Linked DNA regions of Homo sapiens: region 2 is linked to region 1. Evidence: read pairs that join two places in POLR2A ChIA-PET (ENCODE). Cell type or tissue: endothelial cell of umbilical vein. All regions are shown on one strand. Each heading gives the region's core, and the rest is flanking DNA. Links, peaks and the distances in the headings are about the cores only. Region 1 holds the start of HEPACAM (hepatic and glial cell adhesion molecule). Region 2 overlaps ROBO3 (roundabout guidance receptor 3).

Region 1 (2,908 bases), core at 260-2,759:
GAGTTGGAGATTATCTCCTAAGCAGATACCTGCTTCCAAACTGGGGATGTAGGGCTTGGAAACTAGAAAATGCCAGGTCTGAGGGAGAGGAAAGAACAAGTCCAGCAATACACAGAGCTCTGTGTATTCAGAGGGAAGTTGGCAGGGTTGTGTTCGGGCAGAGAAACTCCGAGTGGTACAAAGGGGACGTGCCCAGAGTGGAGAAATCATGCTAATTGTCTGCACTAGAGCTGGAGAACGCCACCCAAAATGAAGAGAGAAAGGGGAGCCCTGTCCAGAGCCTCCAGGGCCCTGCGCCTTGCTCCTTTTGTCTACCTTCTTCTGATCCAGACAGGTAGGAGGCCAGAGGGTAAGAAAGGGTCTGAAGAAAGGACCCGGGGCTTTTACAGCAGACGGAGGGGAGAGTGGAGGGCCTGAATGCCTTTGGGGCAGGAGTGGGGGAGAGTTCAGCTGCCGTGGGAAACATGTCAGGGAATTCAGGCATTAGCGTTGAACGTATTTCTTTATTTTGTGTGCCTCCCGCGCGGCCCCTACCCCCTTCCCCCAAAAGGCTGCATGACTTTGGAGCTCCCACGGCATTCAGTACATTAGATGGCGGGCACTGGGCCATTTCGTATGGGATGACTTGTTGGCGTGGGCCAGTCTGGCATTCTTTCCAAGGGATTGTGGTGGGGCTTGATGGGTAGGGGTAGGGGAAATTTTCTTTTTATACCTCCCCAGCCCCCGACTCTGGCTTCTCTGTGTGTAAAAGAGTAAGGCAGATGAAAGAAGCTTTGGAGATAATGAGCCTCCTAATGTGGGATAGTCATACCCACCTATCCATAATTCACTCCACTCCATAGCTGCTTACCTCCTCTACCGCCCCCTACCAATCCTTTGAGAAGTGATCTTATTTAAATATACCTATTTATGAGTACATACACATATACACACACACACACACACACAATTACAGAGCACCTAGGAATTCACAACTTAGTGAGGCAAACAGATGTGGAGATCATTTTACTAAACTGCAGGAACTATCATAAGTCAATTATGCAGAGAATGCATAGCAATCAGAGAAAGGTCACCTACCCCATCCAGGAAGCTGGTGCTGGTGGAGGGGGTGTTGGTAGGGTAGGACACAGGGTGTGGGAATATCAGGGGGAGGTTTTCTGGTAGAAGGAATGTGTGCACTGAATTTTAAAAGATGGGGAAAAAAGGTAGGAGTATAAGTGGGTGTTAGGGTTGGGAAATGAGCAAAGGTCAACAGCTTGAAATAACATCAAGTGTTTAGTCAGAGCCCAGCAGTTCATCACTGCTGGAGAGAAAAGCATGAATTGAGTGAGGCAAGAGCTTTGTAAACCAGACTCGTAATCTGGGGATTGAGAGGTGAGGGAATGAGCGGTTTTTAATTTGGGGACTGTCAGGGTTACATGTACCTTTCAGATAGCTTACTCAGTCTGCAGGGGGTCATTCGAGGGGAAACTGGAGGCAAATAAAATAAGAAAGGAAGTTTGTATTCATTTTCTAGGGCTCCTATAACAAAATACCACAAACTGAGTGGCTTAAACAACAGAAATGCATTATCTCAAAGTCGTGGAAGCCAGAAGTGGGAGATCGAGGTGTCAGCAGGGCCATGCTCTCTCTGAAGCTTCTAGGGAGGGCTCTGCCTTAGGGTTCTCTCCTAGCTTCTGGTAATTCCTTGACTTGTGGCAGCATCACTCCAGTCTTGGTATGGCATTCCCCGTGTTTGCATGTCTATGTCCACATTTCCCCTTTTTATAAGGACACATACTAGATTAGGTCCATCCTACTCCAGTATGATCCCTTCTTATTAGATCTGCAGTGACCCCATTGCCAAATAAGTTCACATTCTGAGGTACTTGGGGGTTAGGACTCCAACGTATGAATTTGAGGGGAACACAGGTCAAAAAGCTATTGCAATAGATCAAGAGAGAAATAGGAGAAATAACATGGACTGAAATTATAATAAAGATAGAAGGAATGAGGCATGTTGAGAAAATATTTTAGAGGTAAAGTCAGGAGCTAGTGACCTGTAGGAAGTAGGAGGATTTAGGAAGGGAAGGAGGATTGCTGTGTGAAACCTTAAACAAAAAAAATGAGTATCATACATGTTTAGATTGAAATACTTATGAGGCTTCCGTGTGAAGATGTCACATAGCCTGGAGTTGGGTGGCAGAGAGGTCAGGGTTGGAGAGAGGTATTTGGCAGCCGTTAGCCCATAGGTGAGAGTTAAAACAATAAGAATAGATAATATTACTTAGGAAGGGAAAAACGTGGGATGAAAATGAAACATCATGTAACCTCAAGATTTGTAGAGGAAGCAGAGGAAGAAATGCCCATTAAGGAGACAAAGAGAGAACAGCCAGAGAGACAGAAGGACTAGAAGCCTGTGGTGCTGTCCAGAAAATCAAGGGAGTTGAGAGTTTTCAGGAGTAGATCAATACCATTGAAGTTGTCAAAGAGATCCAATGTGACAAAGACCCAAAAGAGCCCATTGGATAAGGCAATTAAGAGGTTACTGTTGGCTTTGGTGAAATGACAATGAGCTGAAGAAATAATGAGAGCTGAAGGTATGGAGACAGTGAGTTGAGAATAGGAACGACACAAATATACAAAGCAGAGATGGCCCTAAACTCTTTCCGGTCATCAAATGGTAAGGAAAAAAATTATAGAAAGATCACGTCGGTCAGTAAGACTGGGACAAAACAAAAGGTGATCAAGGATATTCTATGTGGAAAAATGTAACTTAGTAAATACACCAAAACATTCTAAATGTGGCCGGGAGCGGTGGCTCATGCTTGTAATCTCAGAACTTTGGGAGGCCTAGGCAGTTGGATTGCTTGAGCCCAGGAGTTCGAGACCAGCCTGAGGAACATGGCGAAACCCCATCTCTACAAAA
Region 2 (2,908 bases), core at 272-2,771, 52 kb after region 1:
AGAAAATTGTTTTGCTGGCTGGGCACGGTGGCTCACGCCTGTAATCCCAGCACTTTGGGAGGCGGAGGTAGGCAGATCATGAGGTCAGGAGATCGAGACCATCCTGGCTAACATGGTGAAACCCCGTCTCTACTAAAAAAAAAAAAAAAATACAAAAAATTAGCCAGGCGTGGTGGCGGGAGCCTGTAGTCCCAGCTACTCAGGAAGCTGAGGCAGGAGAATGGTGTGAACCCGGGAGGCGGAGCTTGCAGTGAGCCGAGATCGCCCACTGCACTCCAGCCTGGGTGAGAGAGAGAGACTCGGTCTCAAAAAAAAAAAAAGAAAAAAAAAAAAGAAAAGAAAATGGTTGTGTTATGATCTGAGGGTGGAGTTTTTGGCCCTCCGATGTCAAAAGGCCACCCCTCGAGCACTTGCAGAGGCCCAGTAGAAAAGTCGGTGGTCTCGATTGGTTTGAGCTGGACAAGAGCTGTCCCAAGTTCCTGAAAAATGACTGTAGCGCCCATTCTCATAGTGACCTATGAATGTTACCTATAAAGTAGCCAGTGAAGGTTGTTTCCACATTCAGCAGCGAGGCCTTCAGCTACCAAAGAAGCTTTGTGCTCCATGGAAAAAGGGAAAAAACAAAAAGCAAGCAGGGCAGGCAGACTTGATCAAATTAACCCCTTGATTTCACCCATCCTGAGGAGAAAACTGCTTTCAGCAGTCCCAGATGGTTTCTTAAAATAGACAAAGCAGCTGAACTCCAGAAAAGGTAGAACCACCTGTCACGGTTGGCTTAGGAACACCCTTCAAAGAAAAAAACAGAACAGAGAGATGAACCTCGAAGCAGGACTTCCAGGGCCTGAGCCACAGGAGGCACTGGAGGGTAGGCAGGCCTGCGTCTTCCTCCCTTGGCGGGAAAGGTCGGGGGCAGAATCCACAAGTTGGTGGAGGGGATGCTACAGAGCATGACAGGGCCACAGGAAGCAGAGCCTAAAAGGGGGTGCTCATCCCTCAAACCCAGCAGCTCTACTTGGAGGCCACTGGGAGTTGAGAGGCTGAATGAGGCAGGACCATGGGGACTGGGGGCTTCCTGAACCACATTAATCAGGACAGTCTGGGCCAGATTTTTGTGATCTCAGGAGGAAGAATCAGTATTCCACATACACATCTGTTCCTCTGTATTTGCTTTTCCTTATCTGGATTTTGTGGCAGTTGCGGGGAGGAGGTTGTTTTGGTTTCTTTTTAGCTTCCTGGTAAAATTCCTTTTGAAAACATCCCAACCCTGTTTGCCAGACTGAAAGGGAAAGAGAGATTTGTACACTCACAGGTCAAAGGGGCAGACGAGGTCAGGGCCTGGGACTGGAGGGCAGCTGCCAATCCCAGAGAGTCCAGGGAAGTCACTGAGTCAAGGGTGGAGCAAGCGAGAAGGAACAAAACCTCAGGTCACCAGTGAGCACACGGGATGCAGGGCAGGAGGTGACGAGGACCACGGCATTCACCACAAAAAAGTCTTAACAGTTCTGTGCCCATCAACCCAATCACATCTGGGCCCACCAAGAGCTGCCCATTTGTACATACCCTCTGTGACGGAGTCAGATGGTTTGAAAAAGCATGCTCTTCCTTCTTGCCTGGGGTTTCTCCCATAAGCTCCTCCTTTCTTTGAGTTTTTCAAAATAATTTTTTGTGAGGGGTGTATTTTCTTGTGGGAAAGTAGACAGACCCCAGAGGAGGGCACTAAAGAAGGGCCTGGCTTGACCTTCCAAAGGTGGAACATGTGTCTTATTACTGGGCATTTGGAAAGTCTCTATGGTTGTAACTCGGGAACAGTGAGCTTCTTACTCCTTTAAGAAGCAGGACGGTACAGTCCCCACCTAGTGTTTTTTCAGTTTTTTGTTTGTTTGTTTGTTTTTGAGATAGGGTCTCACTCTGTCACCCAGGATGAAGTCCAGTGGCACAATCATAGCTCACTATAACCTCCAACACCTGGGTTCAGGCAATACTACTGCCTCAGCTTCTCAAGTAGATAGGATGACAGGTGCACACAACCATACCTGGCTAATTTATTTATTTATTTATTTATTTATTTGTGTGTGTGTGTGTGTGTGTGTGTGTGTGTGTGTGTGTGTGTGTGTGTAGACACAAGTTCTTTCTAGGTTGGCCAGGCTGGTCTCAAACTCCTGGGCTCAAATGATCCTCCTGCCTCAGCCTCCTAAAGCACTGGGATTATGAGTGTGAGCCATTGTGCCTGGCCTAACTTAGTGCTTTTGACGGAGTGGAAGGGGAAGCAGAAGCTACCAGTGTGCGTTGATATACAGGACCCTGCAGTCCCCTTCTTCCCAACCTGCTGCACAGAACCAGACAGACAGGGCCCTGGGCTCTGATCAGACTCTTTTTATTGTTTTGTTTTTTATAAACAAGTCTCAGGTGGAAAAAGAAAGAAAGGGAGGAGCTAGCTCTCTGCCTTCTCAGCCAATTGAAATCGTGGAAACCAATGGGCTTCAGCTAGCCCCACTCATCACTGCTGGGGGGGAAAAGACATCCCTACTCCCCTTCCCCGTGGCACTCATGATATTCTCAATGCCCCAACAAGGGTCATCTTGGTTCCTAGGGAGAGAGAGAGAGATGCTGTTTTGTAAAACCCTGGCCCAGGGCAAACAAGTCCAGGAAGGGCTCAGGCTTTCTCTCTCCTAACCCAGTTCTCCTACGGTGAGCCCAGGCTCCTCTATTATGTGTCATCTTGTCCTCACCCCTTGTCATTTCTTTTGTTTTGTTTGTCTGTTTGTTTGTTTGAGACAGAGTCTCACTCTGTCGCCCAGACTGGAGAGCAGTGGTGTGATCATGGCTCACTGCAGCCTTGACCTCCCAGGCTCAAGCTATCCTCCCACCTCAAGCCCCCTGAGTAGCTGGGACTACAGGAGCATACCAC

Evidence for each region. ChIA-PET counts read pairs that join two places held together with the same protein. Peaks named below come from ENCODE experiments on the same cell type or tissue, not always from the same donor. Only the 100,000 strongest peaks of a DNase experiment are listed, where the experiment ranks them.
Region 2: POLR2A ChIA-PET joins it to region 1 with 10 read pairs; 15 of 35 experiments call an interaction of 5 or more read pairs at or near these places.

What each region holds. Positions count from the first base shown.
Region 1 is chr11:124,933,348-124,936,255 of GRCh38, reverse strand. HEPACAM (hepatic and glial cell adhesion molecule) reads left to right here and starts at 209. Exons shown (of 7, transcript NM_152722.5): 1 at 209-334. The coding sequence starts at 250. All of the region lies in intron 1 of LOC107984406 (a long non-coding RNA gene), which reads right to left. In endothelial cell of umbilical vein, for the core only: no CTCF peak of the experiment used is centred there; no DNase peak of the experiment used is centred there.
Region 2 is chr11:124,880,917-124,883,824 of GRCh38, reverse strand. ROBO3 (roundabout guidance receptor 3) reads right to left here. Exons shown (of 28, transcript NM_022370.4): 28 at 2,354-2,586. The coding sequence ends at 2,575. ROBO4 (roundabout guidance receptor 4) reads left to right here. Exons shown (of 18, transcript NM_019055.6): 18 at 1-134. Among named protein-coding and RNA genes, the nearest start is that of ROBO4, 15 kb to the left of the region's middle. RefSeq lists a silencer at 758-1,052. In endothelial cell of umbilical vein, for the core only: no CTCF peak of the experiment used is centred there; a DNase peak (open chromatin) is centred at 1,284; H3K27ac peaks cover 1,296 bases.